Linked DNA regions of Homo sapiens: region 2 is linked to region 1. A link is an interaction called in ENCODE POLR2A ChIA-PET data of the cell type or tissue named here. Cell type or tissue: Panc1. All regions are shown on one strand. Links, peaks and the distances in the headings refer to the core of each region. The heading gives the core; the rest is flanking DNA.

Region 1 (8,701 bases), core at 305-8,304:
CAGGTAAACAAGAGGAAAGATTTTTCTAAAAAGTAGAATTGTTTATAACATAACATGTTAATGAGAGATGTACCAAGCTGCTTAATAGAAATGTGAAGCAGAGAAAACTACTTACCCAAGCACACATAAGAAATGTTCCAGGATAGGTTGGGACTTTGTAGGAAATCATTTCTGAGATCATCCATGGCATTAATATTTTATATTCAGTTGATATTGTTATCTAATGCAAAAGAAGCAATTGGAATTATTATAATTTCCTAAAATAAGAAACTTTTAAAATCAACTGACATATTCAATAAACTTAATATTTTGTAGACTTCATACAAAACCGTAAATTTTTTTTTTTTCTTTTTTTTTTTTGAGATGGAGTTTTGCTCTTGTTGCTGAGGCTGGAGTGCAATGGCGCCATCTCGGCTCACTGCAACCTCCGCCTCTCAGGTTCAAGCGATTCTCCTGTCTCAGCATCAGGAGTAGCTGGGATTACAGGTGCATGCCACCAAGCCTGGCTAATTTTTATATTTTTAGTAGAGACAGAGTTTCCCCATATTGGTCAAGTGGCCTCGTCTCCTGACCTAAGGTGATCTGCCCGCCTTGGCCTATTTTACAATTTATATTAAATAACTAGAGTTGAAAAAGTAGTGTAGCACTGGAATTCAATTAGTAAATTCAAATGTATTCTGTGTTTAGTTAAAATCAGGAATCTTGCCTTGATAGTGTTCAAATTCAATTGTGAATGGCAAATCTTTGAATCTCACATCAGTTCTCTCTCTTGGATTTTTGAGAAGAGTCCTGAAGTCAGTCATTTTCTCCCACAGTGGTACCCTGCCTAATGCATTTGCTAATTGATTCTTTTCATTTACTTATTACTTTAAGCAGGTGACATTCACATACTATATTATGGCCTCTTATATGTGAAGGAAAAATAATTTCCTAACAATAATGCCTGTGTATACAACTGTACGAAGATGCTGCAGCAGCCTCATGTCATCATTCTGATCTGTCTTTCTGGAACTTGCATTTCCAAGACAGATTTTTGCCCTGCTTCTGCCACACAGACTTACAGTTTGCCAAAGCCTTGCTTCAAATTGACAACCTCATTTCGGAGGGATGATGATAGATTACACCTTTCATATTTCCAAGTCAACTTAATTTTCTTGGTCAAAATGCATACCAAAATTTTGGTGCTGGTGGCAGTGACTGTGAAGGCGGGGAAGGTTATATTACTGTTGACCAAACAGGTTGGTGCTCAAGATTTCAGCAAACCAGCAGGTAACACATATATCCTCACCCTGTTGAACTGGAGCATTGTCATGAGACTAAATTTCACAAGATTTAAACAGAATTGGACTTTGTCAGTTCCAAGCAGACAGTTTAATGAGCCAGTACATCGTTTCTACGTCCCTCTGCCGCAAACCTGTAATGTTCTATCCAGACACTACTCTGCCCACCTTGGACCTAAAGTAAAGGCACCATAGAACTACTACACAGGCAGTGGTCTCAACACCTGAGAATGGTGTTGAGTAAAAATATTCCTTTGTTGTGAGCCTCTGCAGTTCAGGGCTTACTTGTCACCACAGCACTTCCTAACCTATCCTGATTGATTCAGAAGTGTAAGGTTTGAGTTTTCTCAACTCAGAGATTTGAATGAAAGGAATTATAAACCAATCATGTCTGGCATTGAAAACAATGTGTAGAGGCAAAGTGGGCAGGTCTCCACGTGAACATGCAGAAAGAAGAGCACCAGGGTGAATCAAAAAGAACTCAGCTTCCAACAAGTCAAAAGAAACTTAATGTAAAATAGTTAATCACCTTGAATGGAAAACAGGAATTTTGCTAATTTATGTGGCTGATAAAATAAACCATAGAATAAATTTTGAGTAGAAGAGGAGAACATGTTGCTGTAGATAAAGATATTAGGATGAGGTTTTTGGCTTCAGAAACGGAGAGGAAGTGACAGCTTTTAAGGACAGGAACAGGAAGAAATAACAGAATTTTGAAATGTGTTGAACAGCCTGGATGTGGGAGAAAAAAAAAAGTAGGTTTGTTAGTGATGCCAAGGTAAAGTGATTGAAAAATGAGCATGCCACCAAATGGAGAGAGAGGAAAAAAAGAACACAGAAAGACAGATGAACACAAAAAGGGGAGAGGATGGCAGGTAACTTTTGCTTATACCCAAGCACTTGGCACAATGAGTCTAGTACAGTAATTTACATGGGGTCCACAATGTTCCTTCTCTCCTTTAGAAAAGAAGGAATGGTCACTATTTTGTATTACTTTGAAATAATTTATTTATTTTGTTATAAAGTCAAATTAGCATACCACTTGAATGAGTTCCATGTACATATAGAGAAATTAGTTTATGAATATGTGGAAATATTAAAGATAGAGTGAGGTAATGTCAAGAAAATCTCAATCTTTGTTATTTCTGACGAACCATTTCTAAAACATAAAAATGAAATAAATTAATGTTTTTAGACTATAAATATGAACTCATCTATATAGTTTCTCATGAGAATATGATAGTCTGTTTTTATTTAAAGATAAACATTGATGCTGCTTCAACCAAGAGAATGATAACCAGAGGAAGAAAATGCATGTTAAGGGTGAAAAAAGTAACACTAGAATATCTTTCTATGACAATGATATGCCAGTGATGAAAGTTAGAGCTATCACTGTCAGGGATTCCAAATCTTCTAAAAGGAAGCACACGTTTCAGAAACTTTTTCTGTTCTACTCATATTTGAGGCTAGGACTGCAATGATCATGAAACAAGAGCTGGAGACAGAGATGATTTCACAATTTCTAGCTGCATCATTTTCCTCTTTATTGTTCAGAAAACTGAGGAGGATAATAGAGTATGTGCAGATCATGAGGGTGCCTGGTGGCATGAGAAAGCAGCAATTTGGTCATCAATACTGGGATTTGAGATGCTAAGGTAAACTGGTAGGAGGATATATCCTATTTGGAGACATCTCCTTTAATCATTTATTAACCCATCAACAACTTTTTCATCAAGCAAGTACCACCTGCCAGGCATAACTCAAAATATGGGGGACATACAAGTACATAAGCCAAACAAAATTCCTTTATCTAGCAGGGTTTACAATCAAAATCAGAAGATAAACAATGAAAAAAATGCAAAATATAGCACATGCTGGATGTTATTGAATAATTTAGAAAAAAAATGGAAAAGATAAAATGAAAGTGTGTGGTATCTGGAGCAAAATTTAAAATATTTTGATCAGAGGAGGCTTTATCTGAACCATCTGAGAGATAATCTGCGAGGAACAAACACTTCGGGCAAATAGTAGTGACTGATATAATCAAGAATGGATTCCATGATGAGGCTTTCTAAATGGACTCAGGGAATTAAAGCAGTGGTTTTTCCCAGAGCACCAGACCCCAGGCTCCTTTGTACTCTTGTTGGTAGAAGGCCAGAAGGTAGAAAACACTCATTTCTGGAACATCCAGCTCACTCAAATCAAATAAAAATGTGGGACTTCCTTCTCACTTTGTCAGTTTAACTTCCTAATAAATGCGAATGTGAAGGTGTTAGCATTTTTTTAATGAAAATAAGTGTTTGATCTATGTTCTCACCAATTCCTTAACACAAGCCACTGTGGGAATCATATACCTGGTATACATGTCTGAACGAATAAAGTAGCGCTCATAAAGCTGTAGGTGCTTGGATGCATCTTAGATTACACACTAAAACTCTCAGCTTTGTTTGGGTGTCACCTAAGCATACATTCAAATACAAATACAAGAAGACAGTGACACATATCTGAATTTGGGTCTGAAGGTAGAAGTCACAGAATTTTCCTGTGAAACAATGAATGTGTAAATTAAGCTGCAAAAGCATTTGGGCAAGGGATTTTGTTGTTTTCTATCTGTTTTAATTCTCAATACTCCACTGTTTAGGTATACTTCAGGACTTTAAAAATATACATATCCCCTAATTCACATGCACTGTTCTTGAATCTTTTCAAACTCCTTCCTTTAAAAAATAATAAAAATGTTGAGTATTCTACATTTACATTTTAATATTAAGGATTTTTTAAATAAAAAAACATTTACAAATATTTAAAGCATTAGATTTATATCTATATTATTTTCTTGAATAATTGTTGGTTAATTTTTATAATTGGAATTTGTGGTAGGAAGTTTCTCTCAATATTTTTACTCTCTTATTTAATGTTTTGTGTTATTGCTGCAAAGCTAATTCCAAGTCAAAATCTATCATATTAAACAGTAGAATATAATTTTGACAATGTGCAATGTTTATATTTGAACTGATTATAGTTTTTGAAGGGAAATAAAATATAAAATCAAAAGTAAAATATACATAAAGAATAAAATATAAATAAAAAGAAAAAAAGGGGATACGTGGGCCATAGAATATTCTGTAGCAGGAATTCTTATTCTGCATTCTGTGAAATGCCATGTTTTGTAAGCAGAATTAAAGGGATCCCTGAACTTTTATGAGACAAACAGTATATCTTTATTTTCACTAACATTAATGGAAATTATTCTTCTCCTTATATATGAATATAGGCAGCAAACCACAAAATAAGCACTACATGACTTTCTCAAAATAGTATTCACACATTTTCATATCATATTGCAGTGATTGCAGTTGCCTTTTGTCATAATTTTCACTTGCTATTACCTTGAAAAAAATAATTAACAGCCCTCTCACTAGATCTTTTTATTTAATCTATTAATAAATAAGTATATGGATTGCTTAATCACAAATGTGTTTTTCTAATATTTTGATTACTATATTTCAATGTAATCTACTGTATTCTAGTCCAATGTGTTTTATACGTTTAATTTTTATTCTTAGTGGGGAACATGAGCTTCAAGAAATTGTTAAAAAGTCCAAGACACCAAAAAAATTACATATGGGCTTTGTCATATACATTTTTGAACTAAATAGGAAATCCTCAAAATGTCTGTCATATTAGAAAGTTCTCTTTTCTCTGAGAGTTGTGGTGGTACAATGAAAAAGCAGTCTATATCTTAACTTCTGTGAATTGCATCAAGGAAAATAAAAAATGCCTTTCATATTTCTGCAGTAAAGAGTCTTGTGCTAAAGCTTTATCATTACACTCACTAGAGGAATTCTAACTTCATACAATGCAGCATTTCCTAATGCAGTGCCTATAATATCTGTATGTGTGTTTGTGTGTGTGTGTATGTAGGTGCATGTATATGTGTGTATTTTTCATTACCCAATGAGATACTTGATTTCTTCCCTATTCTGATGCAACATTTTCTTTTTAAAATACATGAAATAACTTATTTAGAGACAATGCATCTTATTGAAGAGAAGCTAATGGCCTAAACATTTTTTACCTCATTTCCTCAGATTTTACAAAGTATGTTGCATAGTGAAAGGGAAACAAGATTTGATTTCATTCCCAATTTTGTTACTTACGAGTATTTTTATTTAAGTTTCCGATTTCCTCATAAAAATAATAAGCTTGTTTTTCACTTGCTTCAAGAGGCTGTTGTAAAGTTCAAATGAAATACAAATAAATGTATAGTAGAAGATATCTTTTCATTACTAACTAGCTTAATAAACAGATGTTCTCCATTCCCTTCTGTAGACTGTACCCTTCTGGTGGCTTTGGCTTTCTGAATGCCAGGGAACAACAGGCTCCTTGTCAGCCTAAGTTCCCCACAAGTTTCACTGGTGATCACCACAGAAGAATTTTTGTCAAATCTGTTGTCTCACTCATACTTGTTATTCAAATTACTCAACTCAGTTAACGAGTACACAAACCAATGGAATATAAATGTGAAAAGCAAAAGATTTGTGGTTTGGAAATTTGGAGCTTTTGGAAATTTGGAACTCTCTAATACAATTTTTAAACTATGTTATCAAACTGATTTTGTGTAAGAAAATATGAAAGTAGAAAAATAACTTGTAAACATCAACCTAGAAATTAATGAACTCAGATCATTTCCCATTTATCCTCATGTTCTAATATAAGTTTAAAGAATTTGAACCTGGATTTTGTATGGACTGCATTAGCGGTGTATTTTATTCAAGAAAGACAAGGGACTTCAATTCCCAGACTGCTAAGTTGGCTCATATATGGCTTTACTTACTCATCAGTACAACATTATTATTATTTTATGCTATGTGTTGGGCTCCCTTTTAGGTGCCAGGTATAATGAGATTAATAATACAAAATAACATTGTTATGAAACGTATATAACATTGTCGTTGACTAAGCAAGTAAAATATTATAGATTGTAACATACTTTCAAGTGATATAAAGAAAAATAAAGCTAGCTAAGGGATAAAAATGAGGTGAAAACCTTTTAAATAGATTTGACTGGAATGGCTTCTTTGCTGTGCTCATAAATGAGCTCAGACCTAAATTATGTGTCCTGAATTATTGAACGGGGAGAGACGATTTCTGGCAGAGGATATACCAAGTGAAACATCCATGTTCAAATATATTTGAGGAGAAGCAAAAAGTCTATTCCTGATGGAGTAATATGTGTTTGGAGGCGCTGAAAAAACATTGTGCTGATCATATGAGACCAGGTAAGGGCTTTGATTCTATGCTAAGTTGATGAAAAGTCCTTGGAATGTCTTAAATATAGGAATGTCATGATCTGATGACTTTATTACTTAAAAAAATGACGATAGTAAAATGCAAGTAATTTATTTTAAAATTAATGTATAAAAGTGTTTTAATTTAAAATATTATATTTAAGGAGATATTTATGTGTCTTTGCTATAATTGGTATTTATTTGTTCTTGAACAAATTAAGTAGATTTTTACTAAAAGTACTCACATATTTTATGAAAGTAAACCAGTATATTAATAGTAATAAAAACTGGTAAATCTTGAAGTTTTGCTATGTACAATGAATCTTACTTTGAATTTTAGAAACAGGTTTTAATCAAATCTTCATAAAAGTCCTATGAAAAAGCAATAGACTGTTTTGATTACATGTTTGACCTCTAGAATCAGATTGTTTAAAAATGTTTTACTGCTTTGTTATTTACTACTTGAACAACTCTATGCCTATTTATATATCATAGTCTACAGACTATCCTCTATAAATTGTGGAAAATATTAGTGCATACTCCTTGTGCTTTTTATAAGTGTTATATAGCATAATGTAGTACACAATCTGACACACAAACAATATTAGCCATCATAATTGTTCCCTTCCCTTCAAAAATGAAAAAAAAAATGTTTTAATTTTGAAATTTAGAAAGGTAAACTCCTCATGCAGAAGCATATAACAAATATAGTTGCCACATTAAGACATAAACTTGAGTCTATAGATTCTGAAGACCAAGCATCCTAATTAGTTAATTCTGCAGTAATTCTTTGGCTTTGAGTAATGCTTTCTACCTCATAAATTCTCACAGCATCTGGAACTTCAAAATTCATGGGTATCAGCAAAGAATGAATAACACAAATCTTTCTGCTTCCTGATGATTAGAATGACTTTGTAGCAGAAATGAACAGCCTCAATGTTTTTATGTTCAGTAAATTCATATATCATTCTTGTACAAATAAATGCACATTGCAAGTAACCAAATTCCTATCATAACCCATGACCTCATTATCAAAGCTCAATTTCTGAATATTGAGATAAGTGTATTAACTTAATGTAAGATTATGTGTTTCTAAAATAGGTTTGAAAAAATTATAAATTTTCTGAATATTGAGTTGAGATATCAAGAAATATCCCCAACAAAATTGTGAACATAAAACAAGAGTAGTTGTTCTAATCCTAAAGAGCAATATTTGTTTTTCAAACTACTATACAGAGTTTCTGTAATTTAAATAGACATTTTATAAGACAAATATGTTCAACCTTTTCAATTATATTGCCTCTGAATCCTATTATTTATATATACATGTTTTATGTATATATGTAATTTATACCTATTGTATAATATTTTGTTTTTTCTCAAAAAAATTCCAGATTTAAAGTTGTGTGAATTATTTATTTCCAAATAAAATCAGTAGCACATGGTGAAAATTTCTGAATTTCAATTATTTCTAATTTAGGTTAACTTTGTAATTGATATTTTTTAATATACTTATTTATTTTGGGAATGATTTTTTTTCAAGACAGTCTGTGATATAGATTTTGTTTGCCTTATCGTGTACAATTTTTGTTTTCAACTCAAATAATTAAAGATGGCTTTTTTTTAAAGCCTTGGAATCTCACTTTTCTGTTTATTCTAAGGTGTTAAAAACAAAAGAAAAAATATTGGGAAATGTATCTGCTCTGTATAACCATATGGAGTAATATATATAACTGGAATGTAATATTATTGAACATTATGCAAATCCTAAAGTAACATGCAAAGTTTATGATTATTTTTATATGTGCTAAGTGTAAGTCATACTGAAATATTCCTCTGAAAATAAATATTTTCCAGAAGGTATGCCTTAAATTCCTATTTTATTCAACAAAAATGCTACACACAAACAAGATCTTTCCAGTACTAAAAGATACAACATGAAGCTTCAGTAGTGAAAAAGCAGAGTTGAAAAATAAATAGATTCTGGGGTTTTCTTGTCATTATATTCAAATATATATACTAGTCATTTGAGACCTAAGCAAAATTCATATGAGATTTCTTTATATAAATAAAAATTTGAGAGACATGACTGTGATATTTTATATATCACACAAATTACACACAAGGATC
Region 2 (8,412 bases), core at 389-8,388, 150 kb after region 1:
CCGGGCGTGGTGTCACATGCCTGTAATCCCAGCTACTCGAGAGGCTGAGACAGGAGAATTGCTTGAACCCAGGAGGAGGAGGTTGCAGTGAGCCAAGATCACACCACTGCACTCCAGCCTGGGGGACAGAGCAAGTCTTCATCTCAGAAATGATAAAAAATCATCACATTACATATCAAAAAATCCAGTCAAATGCATTCCTATTATGAGGGACAAATGAATTTAAGCCTGCCTTTCTCTATGTAATACATTACTACTAAATGCTACCATATCTATGCTATAGTGAAGTATTTTTAAATATGAAAATTCTTAGATATCATGAATAAGTGGTAGTGTAATTGGTTAAAGTCTGTTTGTATAGCAGTCACTACTCATATAATAAAGCAGTTGAAGACCTAGATTGATTTTAGAATGAATCATGCATCTCATACTGGTGATTAAAATCAAAATTGGTTATTTGTTCATTACGAATTATAATAATCAATTAAAATTGCAGCATACATCATAGCATGCTATATGAGAATAACTATAAATTTAGTGTCACTATAAAAATCTTCATTAGATTGATGGAATATTTATAATCACAGAATAAAAATGCATCATCTAATATTAAACAAAAACTGAGCTGGCACAGGTGTGTTTTTCAGAGGTAACTTTTCATGAATTTACCAACCAATTACCAATATTTGTTTAAATAAAGATAACTAGTAGAATAAAATGGGCTGGGCACGGTGGCTCATGTCTGTAATCCCAACATTTTGGGAGGCCGAGGCAGGTGGATTACAAGGTCAGGAGATCGAGACCATCCTGGCTAACACAGTGAAACCCCATCTCTACTAAAAATAAAATAAAAAAAAATTAGCCAGGCATGGTGGCACGTGCTTGCTGTCTCAGCCATTCAGGAGGCTGAGGCAGGAGAATTGCTCGAACCCGGGAGAAGAACGTTACGTTACAGTGAGCCAAGATCAGGACACTGCACTGCAGCCTGAGCAACAGAGCAAGACTCCATCTCGGAAAAAAAAAAAAAAAAAAGAATTACTTAAAATCTGTAAGTTAAGATTAATAATAATTATTTTTTAAAAAACTCTTTTTGAAAGACAGGATCTCATTCTCTCATTCTCTCTCCCATGCCAGATCATACCTCAGTGCAACCTAAAACTCTTGGACTCAAGGCATCCTCCTACTTCAGCCTCCTGAAAAGCTAAAACTACAGGTGCACACCACCACACTCAACTACTTTTATTTTTATTTTTCTACAGATGGGGTCTTGCTATGTTGCCCAAACTGGTCTTGAACTCCTGGCCTCAAGAAATCCTTCCACCTTGGCCTCCCAAAGTGCTGGGTTTAGAGGAGTGAGCCACCATGCCTGGACCAGATTAATAATTATATTATATTTTCCAAGGAGTTTCCATTTTAATATTTATTATTTGATTAACCAGTGTGATAGTTATATAGTCAATTGAAGACATAGCACATTAACTTTGTCATCTACCCAGAGGAAATGTTTTCATTAATGCAGAGGTGCAAATGATATGAAGCCAGAACCAAGAATGAATTCAACGTCTTCGAGAAACACTTTACTGATGGCGAGATCTGGTGGTTTCCTAATTATTTTGGACTTAAGCCTTTCAGCAATGTGTAATTCCTTTGAAGTTATATTGGTTTTGTCTATGGAAGAAGCATATTGTTGGAAATAAAGGTCACTAATGTAACTAATATTTTAGATAGATTGATGAAAAACAAACTCTAACCTTAAAAAATTATAACTTCTGAATGGGACTTATTATCAAGACATTATGTCTTTGTATCAGATTTATAAATGTCATTTTATTAAAACTGAGGTTTATTGAGCTTTTCATGGAAATTAGGGACCATATTAGCATTCTATAAATTAGTTAATTATAATTTGCTGTTCAAACTCTGCCCACTCCAATTGTACAAAAAGCCACTAAACTTTAAAATCATGTTTTCGTATTAAAATAGATGGAACACAAACATTCAAGTGCAGTTTTTTTAAAGTCTTTTTTTGCACACAAAACTTATCCTAGATAATTCCTGAAGCAAAATACTGATTTAGTATTTTCTTTCCCAGTTCTACTAACATCCCACTGTGTGATCTAGAGAAAAGTACTTTAGAGAGTACTTTGCCATGCATAAAAAGGCACTTATCTTCTAATAAAATTCTATTGATTTAAAATAATCTACCTTTCTTTCTTTATAGAGGTATAATAAGGGTGTAATGAAGAATTTTGAAGTGCTTGTAAAGTTCCTTGAAATCTTTAAAAGAATAGTAGAGGCCTTCAATTGAATGCAATTCGAAAGAATTGAATAGAGACCCTAAACAGAATGCAAATCAGGCCTCTTGCCAAATGTGAATCATAATTGTCCTTATTTATTGAGGGTGTCATAATCACCATCATTACTTATGAGTGCAGCTGTTCATATTGATTGAATTTCCAAGGTATCCCAGAAATTGAACAAGAAACACAGTTTCAATCCTCTGGGAATTTATATTCTAGACCTGCACTGTCCAATGGTAGCCACTAGCCACAGGTGGCTATTTAAATTTAAATCAATCAAATTTAAATAACAAATAAAATTTTAGTTCCTTTGCCATATCATCCACATTTCATTTTTTTAAGCTACCTCCTACAGAAAGGTATCATTCATATTTCAATTTCTCAGTAGCCTTATGTGGCCAATGGCTATCATATTGGATCGCACAGATACAGTTAATTTCCATTATCACAGAAAATTCTATTGAACAGCCTCTTGTAGATGCTTGGTGCACATATGCCACTATAAATATTATTCAAGAATACAATTTATACAATATAATTTTATTGCATAAATTGTAGTTCATTAATTTTGATAGAGACTTTTAATAGAGAAAATAGATAATCTACAAAAAGTCAAACATCTCTGTAAGCATTCTGATATGAATCAACTATTTTCATCTCAAATACAAGAGACAGGATCTAGCACATTTTAGGTGCTAAATAAATATTTGTTCAATTAATAAATTCATAAATGAACAAGTATTTTGTGTATACAAAGAGATTTCTGGAGCTCATTTTTCTTGCTATTGAAAGGATACCATATACAGTTTTCAAAATAAGGAATGATAATATAGTCTGGAAGAAAAAACACATTAAGCAAGAAATAGAGCATTGTGCAGGTCAAGTGCTTGATAATGCAAGGGAATGTTTAGATGAGCAGTCTTCATTGTTAGAAAGAATAAGTAAGATTTTTTCAGATGGAGAAAGGACTTACAGAGAATTCTCTAGAACAGTAGGTAAAAGAAAAATGAAAAGTCTGATAGATAAAAGGGCAGTGGAAACCAAAGCGTTGGGAGTTGGGAAAAAGGCTGATTCATTTTGAGGGGATAAAGAGATTATGAGTATTCTGATGAATGAAGGATTCCAGTTGGCAAAGTTGAATGTAGTATAATCAATTTAGATATTTTTCATTAGCAATGGTTCTTCTGAAATTGTTGTAATTTAACTGTTTTAGGATAATTAATTGTTTTTCTCTGAAAAAAAAAACAACAGAAATAACCCAGAAAACACAGGCATAACATAATGCCTGTTTAGACTTATTTTCTAAAAATGACTAGAGATGTGTGAGAACCAAGGACCAATGGGTCCCAAGAGACAAATCATACACTAATAGAGAGTTACATAGAAAAGCTAATCTGATTACATTGTGAAACTGCTTCATTTCCAGTGGAATGTGTGCATTTCAATGCTAGTATAAGCCAGATGGCAGTAGCCTTTGTTCTAACAGGGTCTGACGATAGTTTGTATATTTAAAATGTCACAACTACACACTCACTTTTCTTCAGTAAACAGTAAAGAACAGCTGCTGACAACTTCAAGTGCAATTACTTATCTTCTCTACAGAGCCATTTTGATCTTCCTCTTCACTCACCAGAGTATCAAATAAAACTGATGTTCCCAGTACACAGCATGGTTCTGAATAGTGTGAAGATAACAAAGCTAGCTTCTATTAATTACCATTCTATTAGCTGATACTGGTAGCTAGAATTGAATGTCATATATGAGTAATGCTGAGAAATTATTGTAACTAATTAATTGACACTCATAGTTAGAAATGTATTCAGTGTCTCCAGTGATAATAATGTGCCATGAAAAATAAAACCATTTGAGAACTATGGGATAGAGATTAATTTAAGGAAATCATCTTGAACTCTTCCTAAGCTCTTAAATCACCCCTCCAAATATTCTTATTTTTCAAGTGCACATTTTTATAAATTTTTATTGGGGATGTGTATGCAAAATTGAACAAACTGTAGTAGAAACTAAAACAGTAAGAAACAAAAATAGTAAAAAAAAAAAAAAAAAAAAGAGCATACGATGAAAAATAAATTCCCATTCTATTTAAGACGCCAGTCTTCTTCCAAAAGGTAACCACTATTATTAGATTTGTGTGTATTAATTTCTTTCCAGAAAAAAAGTCTGCCTCTCACAAATTATAGGTAATGCTATATATACTCCTAATAATGGCAAAACAGTATTCCTATACAAACTGTTGTTTAAAGTAGAAGAGTATTCTAAGGTATAGAAGGATGTGTATGACTTTTCAGTGAGTCAGACATTTAACTTGTTCTTACTCATTTTCAAATGCAAGCATCTGTTACATATCTTCTGACATAGTGTTTTATATATCTTACTTTGGCACACCTGAAGGCTACTTTCTGAAAAAGTAGTGTTCCAAAGATATATTTTTGTAGATATTTCCAATTGGTTATCCAAAAAGGATATTTTCATATGTAATTATATCAAAAAATATCCGAGTGTATGTGCAAGGAACTGCATGAGGCAAGGAAGAAAATTGGCTATTTTTTGTATATTCTTTTGTAATGCCTCTGAGAGTCTATTTCTAAGGCTGTGAATAATTAAGTCTGTAAGTGAATAAATAATTTCAGCAAAATTAGATTTGCTGGCCATTTTTAATTTGATAAATATAACTGCATGATGTTTGTTTTTAATTTTAAATGTATTAGACAAAATGTCAAAGACAAATGCTGTACAGTTATTTAATTTAGCAATTTCATAGAGACACAATCATAAATGGTGACTCATTATTTTCCTCCAGGAGAAACTTTCATTTTCTCCTTTTAGATATGTGATATACATATAACATATATTATATATAATTATATATATGAATGTGATATATATATAATTTCAATTTCAAAAACTTTAAAGACATATGCCCTTTAACTTAGACTTGAAAAATGTGTCATTTATTAAATTGAGTTGAACAGACTTCTTAGCCATTACTATGGAGGAATAGAAACTTAGCATTAGAATTCCATAATCTTAACTCACCAGTTAGGCTAACAACAACAACAACAACAACAAATTGCAAGCTCTACTGGCTTTAGATGTTGATCAATACTTATGAAGTCATGAAATGATTAATAAAGAATTTCCTTGTTTATAATCCTCATTAGGTTGTTTCTTAAAGCACCATAATTCTTGACTAAGCATTTTAAAATTCTAATGATAACACACAGTGATACGCAAATGTGATAAGAATTATCTTAAAAAATGTACTTAATATAAGAATCCCTCCTGTGTTCATAAAGCACTAAAATAATAATTCTAGAAACTAATAAATATAAATTTACAAAAATATATGGTCAATTTTAAGTGGCAAGTATGCTACTTATGTTTTCAATTTAAATTTAAATTTGCAGGTATCAAATTATGGCCATAATTGATAATGACAATTATATTTACAATATAAATGTCAAATATATTTCCCTACATGATATACACTTATGATGATACCCTCTCAATAGATAATTCTAATATGAAAAAAAAATATTTGCAAACATTTGGACAAATGTGACTTTCACATCCAACTCCATCAAATAATGTTTAATATTAATAGACTTAATTCTGGGGAGATATATTTGATCAATCATTTAATTTTACAATGGCCAAATGTATCTATGTAATTAAGTGCATGCATCTGAGTGCTGTCTGAAAGCATGTATACACATATGACCATGTGTTGCTTAGTATAGACTAAAACATAGATACATTTGTTCATGTGGGTAAAAGTTTTGGCTCATATTTGATCACTCTTATGTAATTCACTTATATATTTTCTAAGCAATAGTCAACATTCAATGCAAATAAAGAAACAGATTAATAACTGAGGCTTTTCCTTATATCTATGATGTTTTCCCTCTTGTGTTTTTCTGTTCTGAACTGTTCAAGTCACAGTATTTTCTAAAATTTCATTCTCTTGCAGAGCATCTTATAGAGACACCTAGTGGCAAAAGGTAATGGTGGCTTCCGGGACCATCCTTAATGTTGAGTTAATGGCAGAAAGTTTTCATCATTTACTTATTTGAACCACAAGAGGTAAACTAGATTATTAGCATAAGTGTTTCTAACAAAACTGTAACCTAAACTAATTCCAAACATATTTAATACTTCTTAGTTGAATAATATTTCCTTTAATTAGAACAATAAATATTTAAAATAAAAATAATACAAAACCATGAATTAAACTTTGCTATTGAATGAAATTATAAAGATTTAGAACAGTGATAAAATATAACAGCTTTATTTCAGCTATTTTGAAAAAATCAATAATCGATTAAGACAATTTAGGACCTTTAAGAACTTCTACAAAGTTAATCGATATTGAAAATTATGTTTCTGATAGGACTCAATATTTATATTCCAAAGGCTTCTGGCTGTAATTCCTATATAATTTTAAATTTAAATATTTCATTTCATTTTGAAAATATAAAAGTAATTTTAAACTTAAAATAAATTTTCTGAAATGTTTATATAATGTTAAAAGTTAATGACTGAATAAAAAATACAGAAATAAGCCTTTTGTGGATGACGTGTAAGTTATATTTGTTGATGCAATGTATCTACAGCTAGTGGCTATCATTCCTAGGTCAAATGCTTCTAAATTTAATGAAACGTTCATTACAAGATTTTGTTTTTATTGTCTGAAATTACATATTACTTCTTTCCTTCCTCTCCCTTGAATATAACCCATACTTAAACAAAATTGCTTCCAAATAAAGTTTTTATGGTATAAAGTAAAAATATATATATTCACACAACATACGCAGGGGAAAGTTCAAAAAAGATTGCAGTACCTCAGGAGACTGCAATGTTCATCACCTGAGATATATATACATCTCAGAACATAGACATATTATCAGACTCTATATCAATATTAAACATATGATTAACCAGATTATAACACAGTATTATCCCAAATATTACTAAGAATAAAACAATATCAATAATAATTAAGACGTAATTAATTGCAAAATAAAGTGGGTAAAATATATTTACATGGAGAAACTAACTACATAGTTATCAAAGGAACAGGCACATGTGCACTCAGCCTGCACTGGGTCACTTACTATTATCAACTTTTCTCTTATACCCGGGATGAACGGCAGGTCTAATATTACAAATATTGAAAACATGTCTTATGAAAGTAAAGACCCCTTTTTGGGGATGGAAGTGTCTGGTTTCATGGAAAGACCCAAGAATACTTACTGTAGAGATGACTCTAGTGGAGTTTAGCAGATGACTCTTCAAGAAACTCGCTTTCTATCGATATTGCATTTACTTAGGGGTTTTCCAGCTTTTTAGTACACACCAGATGTATTCACAAACATTCCCTCTGAAAGTCTTTCACATTCCCTTGTGTTGCCTAGACACACCTATAAAACGTAATTCTATTAAAGAGAAAAGAAAAGTAGCGCCCTTGTTTGCAGCTAGGAGGAACCACTCCCTTTTCCAGGATCCTTAACAGTAAGTACACGAGACAGCAGCATTCTGAATGGCAGGAGGAAGGCAGGCGATCAGCACAGGGCTGGAATCATCTGTTCCTGACCACCAGCAAGCCTGGCACTGCCGGGGTTATTTCCACTCCTCCCTTTCCCAATCCGAGAATTGCACAGTCCCACGCTCGAATTACACACATGGTCCAAGACTTCTCTCTCTTCCTACGAATGTGACATCCAAGGGGGCCCCGGTTGCGCCGCCCTAGCCCAGGGACGCCTTCGCCCTCGGCTGCCATCTATCGGCCACCGAGCGCCCGCTTCGCCCCGGGCCCATCATGTCTGCTGCAGCTTGGCTCGCACCAGAGGCGCGACAATAAACAAGTGCACTGGACTGGGCCCTGCACCCGCTCCGGAGCAGCTGTCTCAGAGACCCGGTGTTGCTTACCGCGTTGCCACCTCCTCGGCGCCCGGGAGGAAGACGCAACTTTCTCGGAGTTTTTTTTAGAGCCACCGGGCTGCCAGGACAAGCCACAGGCATAGAACGACGCGGTTGCTGCCCGCCCCCCCCTTCCCCCAGAAACCCCAAAGGATGTCGGTGATAGAGAGTTCCA

Evidence for each region. Peaks named below come from ENCODE experiments on the same cell type or tissue, not always from the same donor. Only the 100,000 strongest peaks of a DNase experiment are listed, where the experiment ranks them.
Region 2: POLR2A ChIA-PET joins it to region 1 with 13 read pairs; 2 of 35 experiments call an interaction of 5 or more read pairs at or near these places.

The regions. Positions count from the first base shown.
Region 1 is chr13:87,511,251-87,519,951 of GRCh38, forward strand. It overlaps MIR4500HG (MIR4500 host gene), which reads right to left. Exons shown (of 6, transcript NR_033829.1): 2 at 116-220. Among named protein-coding and RNA genes, the nearest start is that of MIR4500, 100 kb to the right of the region's middle. In Panc1, for the core only: no CTCF peak of the experiment used is centred there; no DNase peak of the experiment used is centred there.
Region 2 is chr13:87,663,265-87,671,676 of GRCh38, forward strand. SLITRK5 (SLIT and NTRK like family member 5) reads left to right here and starts at 8,107. Exons shown (of 2, transcript NM_001384609.1): 1 at 8,107-8,412. LOC124900338 (formin-like protein 5) reads right to left here. Exons shown (of 2, transcript XM_047430855.1): 1 at 7,572-8,412. It overlaps MIR4500HG (MIR4500 host gene), which reads right to left and starts at 7,699. Exons shown (of 6, transcript NR_033829.1): 1 at 7,572-7,699. RefSeq lists an enhancer at 7,834-8,335. In Panc1, for the core only: CTCF peaks have their summits at 6,315 (motif pointing left), 6,545 and 8,103 (motif pointing left); a DNase peak (open chromatin) is centred at 6,307; H3K4me3 peaks cover 1,223 bases; H3K27ac peaks cover 1,652 bases.